2 separate regions of the Homo sapiens genome follow, and region 2 is linked to region 1. A link is a loop called in an ENCODE intact Hi-C map of the cell type or tissue named here. Cell type or tissue: adrenal gland. All regions are shown on one strand. Each heading gives the region's core, and the rest is flanking DNA. Links, peaks and the distances in the headings are about the cores only.

What was found. Peaks named below come from ENCODE experiments on the same cell type or tissue, not always from the same donor. Only the 100,000 strongest peaks of a DNase experiment are listed, where the experiment ranks them.
Region 2: it touches region 1 in a loop (2.0-fold over the local background); 3 of 110 quality-filtered maps call a loop at or near these places.

What each region holds. Positions count from the first base shown.
Region 1 is chr15:28,993,700-28,996,606 of GRCh38, reverse strand. It overlaps APBA2 (amyloid beta precursor protein binding family A member 2), which reads right to left. Exons shown (of 15, transcript NM_001353788.2): 3 at 801-854. Among named protein-coding and RNA genes, the nearest start is that of APBA2, 110 kb to the right of the region's middle. In adrenal gland, for the core only: no CTCF peak of the experiment used is centred there; no DNase peak of the experiment used is centred there; H3K27ac peaks cover 278 bases.
Region 2 is chr15:28,872,661-28,875,567 of GRCh38, reverse strand. No RefSeq gene overlaps it. Among named protein-coding and RNA genes, the nearest start is that of APBA2, 12 kb to the left of the region's middle. RefSeq lists an enhancer at 1-351. In adrenal gland, for the core only: a CTCF peak has its summit at 1,636; DNase peaks (open chromatin) are centred at 1,462 and 1,727.

The DNA of each region.
Region 1 (2,907 bases), core at 263-2,762:
CACCAGTTTCCCTACAAAGCCGCTGCCTTGTGTGTCTCCAGCCACAGAAGAAGACAGCCAATTCATCTGCAGTGCAGAACCTGTCCCTTGCAAGTCTCCCCTGTGTGGAACACTCGGCTGGCACCAGGGCTCTGTTCCTACCAGTCCTACAGGGCAAGGGCAAGCCAGATGCTGACCATGGGGCAGTGTCTTCAGGGCTGCAATACTGCTCCATGCACAGGGAGGGAGGATGGACCACGCTCCATCCCTGGCAAGATGAGGAGGCCTCTTTTTATCAAAGTTAGATTTCTTCTGCTCAGCTTCCTGGTATCTCACAATGGCTGGTCCCTTCTCAAAGTAGACCAGCCACTGCCCACACTGGAGAGTGAAAGGTTCGAGTGCTACCTATTATTGCCGATATACATGTGTCTACTTTCGCTGTAACTAGGAACCTAGGTAGGGGTTACACAAATCAATGACTGAGTCTGGTGAGGACCATGGTTTACAGAAACACCAGTATAATGAGGAGAGGACAGATGGGGAGTGCGTGTCTTGCTGTGTTGTCATTGGGTGGTGGGCAGGTCGGTTCCGGGCAAGGTAAGTGCCAGAAGCGTCCCCAGTGTCCATCCACTCCTTGGCTGTGACTCAAACCCCAGCTTCAAACTCCCCAAGCTCACACACACAGGATCCCAGAAAACAAAGAGCCACGGCAGTTGCCAGCTCTGCCTGCAATGTAGCATTTTCCCTCCAGTGAAACGGTCCGCTCCCCACATGGCAAAAGCAAAACCTCATTCCATGCAACGCTGCCTTGTATTTCTTACCTAAAATGAGTGGTTTGGTAATGTCCCGAAAAATCTCCTGGTGATCAAATCTTTCTGGAATAAAGCAGAAGAAAACAGAGAAAATTACTTTCACTTCAGCAATGATACAGGTGCGCACATAGAGCTCCTTCAAGTATAAAAATGTAAATATGAGGCTTTGAATCACCTGTAAAAGTGGACAGATTATAATTCTAATGAGATAATCAGAAATTACCCTAAACAAATAATTAAAATGTTTCTTTAGCCATTCATCGCATAATTATTGCCTTAAGAACAATGTGTTGGGCAAATAAAGAGATGGCTTATGTACCATTCTGAAAGGAGAGACTCTCTGCATTTTAATGAGGCTCCTCAAAGCCCTCATGAATATGTATTTTCCCACAACAAAGCTTGACCCCACGGGTTTGCAGAGCTGGTGCTTCACGACACTTTCAGACTGCGGAGGGTGTGCATATGGGGGTGGGCGGGGAGAGGACTGCGATGAAAGTGAAGAGAGGAAGGAGGACCACCTCTCCTTTCCAATGCCCAGGGTCTCAGCCCACCTTCTCCTGGGCAAGATGGTTTCATGAAAAGAATGAGAAAGAGGCCACCAGGTCTCAGACTTCCCTGAATAGAGGAAGCTCTGCACAGGAAGGCTGAAGAGGAAGCTACTGCCAGCAGGCTCGGGGGTTTCAAGGCCAGGCCCTTGGGTTGGATCAGGAATTCAGGGCAAGGGCATTAGAAGGCTACGGGCAGGAAGCTGGGGTGGAACAGGAGGAGGGGTGTTCAATTGTCTGCAACATCACATCTGAATTCTGCCTCTCCCTCCATGTTGGCTACAGACAAAGTTACAAAGGGCTTTCTGTGTTCCTTTCAAAAAGGATAGTAATACAGCCTCCTCCCGGGGGCATCAGCTGTTGAGCCGGGCCAGGCTGCGAGCCCTTCACGAATGGCTGCGCTGCTGGACAGGGCACCTGCAATCTGGTCCTGGGGTCTGCAGTCGTAGGGAAGAGCCCCATTCACTGGGGAAGGAAACAGGACACAGGCAACACAGTGGCTTCGACTTCATCACAAAGGTTTAGTCTACTCAGCGTCTTCACTTCTCTAAGAAAGCGGCCAGTTGCTCTCACTTCCTAGGTAGACACCCCTAGCAGAGGGTTATAATTACGAAATTTCCTCCACCCAAAATGGCCCAGGGAAGATACTTCTGGTCCCCATGTAAAGGAGATGACCCAACGTCTCTGAGGAGGCTAAAGATGTTTCCATGTTGAACAAGCTACCCGTTAAGGGAGCTGCAGAGCCGTAACCTGCTTGCCTCTGCTCAGGGGAAACTGGCTGTTTGCACCGTTGTTCCATTTCTTTCCCAGGCTATGGTGCTTCTGTGGCTTTTCACGGCCTGTTCTGTGAAGCAACATGGTGCTTCACAGATCCTGGCCCTTTGCAAGGAGGCCTCTTTATCACACCCAAAGTGAGCACCACACAAAAAGCATGTCAATCACACACACGCTTTCCGCAGTGGAGTCAGCATGGGCTGCTTGCTTCCTGTGTGAACGTCAGAAAATCCCTTCACACCATCTCTGTCAGTTTCATCGTGTATAAAACTGGCCAATAACTACTTCAAAGGTGGCTGGGAAGGTGAATTGCAAGGGAACCTCTAGAATGTTGCCTGGAATCACATTAGCATCAAATAGTATTCCCTTCTTCACTCCTAAGCTCGCCATCTGCGGTCCTCCAAAAATAAGTAATTTCTGGGTGAGTTCATGAACTAAAGGTTAGTCCAGCAGCAAGAATCCTCCACTGGGAGTCCAGCAATGCGGCCTCAGTTCCTCACTCTGTTACAGGTTGGCTCTGTGACCCCAAGTGGATCAGTGAGAAAGTCAGGCCTGCCAGCCCCTGTCCTCTCCAGGCACCCTAAACTCCGGCTCTGGGCAGCTGTCACTTGACCAAGCCCTGCAGTCCAGCTTTTCCCACTTGCTCCTGGCCCAGAAGCGCCTCAGGAAACCCGGAGCCTGTCTCAGGACTGTTTCCCAGCCCTAGGAGACCTGCCCATCGCCCACCGCCTCCTTCCCAGAGTCTGCGAGTCTCCAGAAAGCCCAGAGCTCATCCATGTGCATCCCCCAGAAGCCCC
Region 2 (2,907 bases), core at 179-2,678, 120 kb after region 1:
TTTGCTGTGAAGGCATTCACCTTATGCATGTGCCTTAGAAATAGGCCTTCCCAGGCATGTTGGGATGAGATCGTTCTCATAGGTGTGGAGGCAGCAAGAGAGAGGACATGGGAAGAACGAGCCTCACCTTGTGAGTTCCAGATGCCTTCAAGTCACAGACACATGCTTCCTCTGGCAGGAGGCGCTGGGGAAAGGGTGGAGTCTTTTGAGTTGTCTGAAGCTCATTCTAATTATTGGTCCCCCCCAACCCGACTGTTACTGAGCGACACCTTTTCAGAGGTGCTGGAGGTGTCAGTTCAACCACTGCAATAGGACCACTCAGGATCAAGTTTTCTTTTCTTTTTTTTTTTTGATGGAGTCTCCCTCTGTCACCCAGGCTGGAGTGCAGTGGCACGATCTCAGCTCACTGCAAGCTCCGCCTCCCAAGTTCACGCCATTCTCCTGCCTCAGCTTCCCGAGTAGCTGGGACTACAGGCACCCGCCACCACACCTGGCTAATTTTATGTATTTTTTTTTAGTAGAGACAGGGTTTCACCGTGTTAGCCAGGATGGTCTCGATCTCCTGACCTCGTGATCCTCCTGCTTCGGCCTCCCAAAGTGCTGGGATTACAGGTGTGAGCCACCATGCCAGGCCAGGATCAAGTTTTCAATTGAGAATCTGTCGCTATTTTAATCCTGTACATAACCACAGGGTTGTATTATGCTTGGGAATATTTTGTGCATTTAGGAGACCAAGTCAGAAATTTTATGTAAAGACACATGCAGGCCAGGCGCAGTGGCTCATACCTGTAATCCCAGCACTTTGGGAGGCCGAGGCAGGTGGATCACAAGGTCAGGAGATTGAGACCATCCTGGCTAACAGAGTGAAACCCCGTGTCTACTAAAAATAGAAAAAGAAATTAGCCGGACGTGGTGGCGGACACCTGTAGTCCCAGCTACTCAGGAGGCTGAGGCAGGAGAACGGTGTGAACCTGGGAGGTGGAGCTTGCAGCGAGCCGAGATGGTGCCACTGCACTCCAGCCTGGGCGACAGAGTGAGACTCCGTCTCAAAAAATAATAACAATAATAAAAATAAAGACACGTGCTAACTACTACTCGGCTCAGGAGAGTCCAGGTTGTGCCATATGTCATCAATTTTAAGACACTCTATGTTTTACATTTTAGCACCTGCTGAATTGTGTCCACACACACACACACACACACACACAAATCAAAGTCCTAACCCTCCAGTAGCTGTGAATGTGGCCTTGTTTGCAGAGAAGGTCTTTGTAGATGATTGAGTGAAGTTGAGGTCATGAGAGTGGGTTCTCATGCAATCTGCCTGGCATGCTTATAAAAAGGAGAAATTTGAACACACAGAGACAGTTGCACGAAGAAAAAACAGAGTGGACACATGCAGGGAGAATGCTGTCTACCAGCCAAAGAACTTCTGCAGCTACCGGAAACCAGGAGAGGGGCCTGGAGCAGAGTCTCCCCGCAGGCCTCAGAAGGAACCAACCCTGTCTGCACCTTGATCTCAGGTTTCCAGCCTCCAGGACTGTGAGATAATAAACATGTGCTGTTCAAGCCCGCAGTTCACAGTACTTTGTTCTGGCAGCCCCAGAAAACCAGACAACATCTCTGAAACGAAGGCACCAGCACCACCTGGCAGCCGACATCAGTGTTGCCTGCCCCATCCTGTGGGCACCCTCTGCCAGCTTTTCTTCCAGGCCTGTACCTCCACTCTCCTTGGATAATTACCCCTCACACGACTGCAGTGGCTCCACCCTCACCAGCAGAACGCTGGCATTTCCTGGGAGTATACAGCTCCTTTGCCCCCAGGCCTGGAATGGGAGGAGGAACATGGAAGCCTTCTTACCCTGAGGTGGGACAAGCGCTGAGCAGTCACTGACTCCGGAGCTCCCCAGGGGATCAAGCAAGGCTGGGAATCGCACCTTCCTCAGTCTCTTCTACCATCTGTCCTGCTTCTCTAGGGAGTTACTTGCACTGGGATGTTTATCTCTGGTTCTGCTTCTAGGGCACCAGACAGACCCAAGAACCTTGGTAAGGAAGTGGCCTGTGAGGCTGACTCTGAGGCTGGGATTCTAGAGACAGGTGACTCGCCAGGCAGAGGGCAGGAAGGCCTGAGTCCCAGCAGTGAGTGGAGGGCCGAGACTCCAGCACGCTCCCCTGGCTGCAGCTCTGCCAAGCTGGAAGCCAAGTGGAAGGGCATGCCCTGAATGGGGCAATATTTCTGATGATTGAAGCCAGGAGGGAGGTGAGAGAACAGCATAGGCTCAGGTTGATTGACAACCCACTGAAGGCACATGGCTGCATGTGAACTCCTACAGCTGGAGGAGGAGACCTGGCCCAGGTCATGTGAAGAGAAGCAGGACTTCAGCGATGGCCAGATACACGGCCTCAGCACTCTCCCATGCCAGTCAGGACTCTGATAGGGAAGAAGTGGAGCCTCCTTTCGGGGGGGCCCTGAAAGACAGTGGAGAAATAGAATCCTCCCATGGGCAGAGCCTCAGGCAGAGCGCCTGGTCAGTCACTTTGAATGGAGTGAGGAATGGCCCAAGATTAGCTATATTTATGGGCAATAGCAAATAGCTTGGCTGCTTAGTCAGGGTCTAAGGAATAAGGCTGGACATTTTTGACAAGGTGGCCACATGTGGACGGACCCCTGGGAGTGAGCACCACGTAAAAGGTCGTGATATTGCACATCAATGCCCACCAGAGAAGAAACATGAAACCACCAACCAGGCAGGCAAGAGGACTCATCGGGTCAATGTCTACCAATGCCTCCCCCTCAGGCAGCCCAAGGCTTGCACAAGGGGCCTGTGAAGAGTGGCCATGGTGGCAGAGAAGGAGGCTATGGATGTCCCAACAGCATGGACTTCCTCCCACCAAAGCTGAGCCAGGACT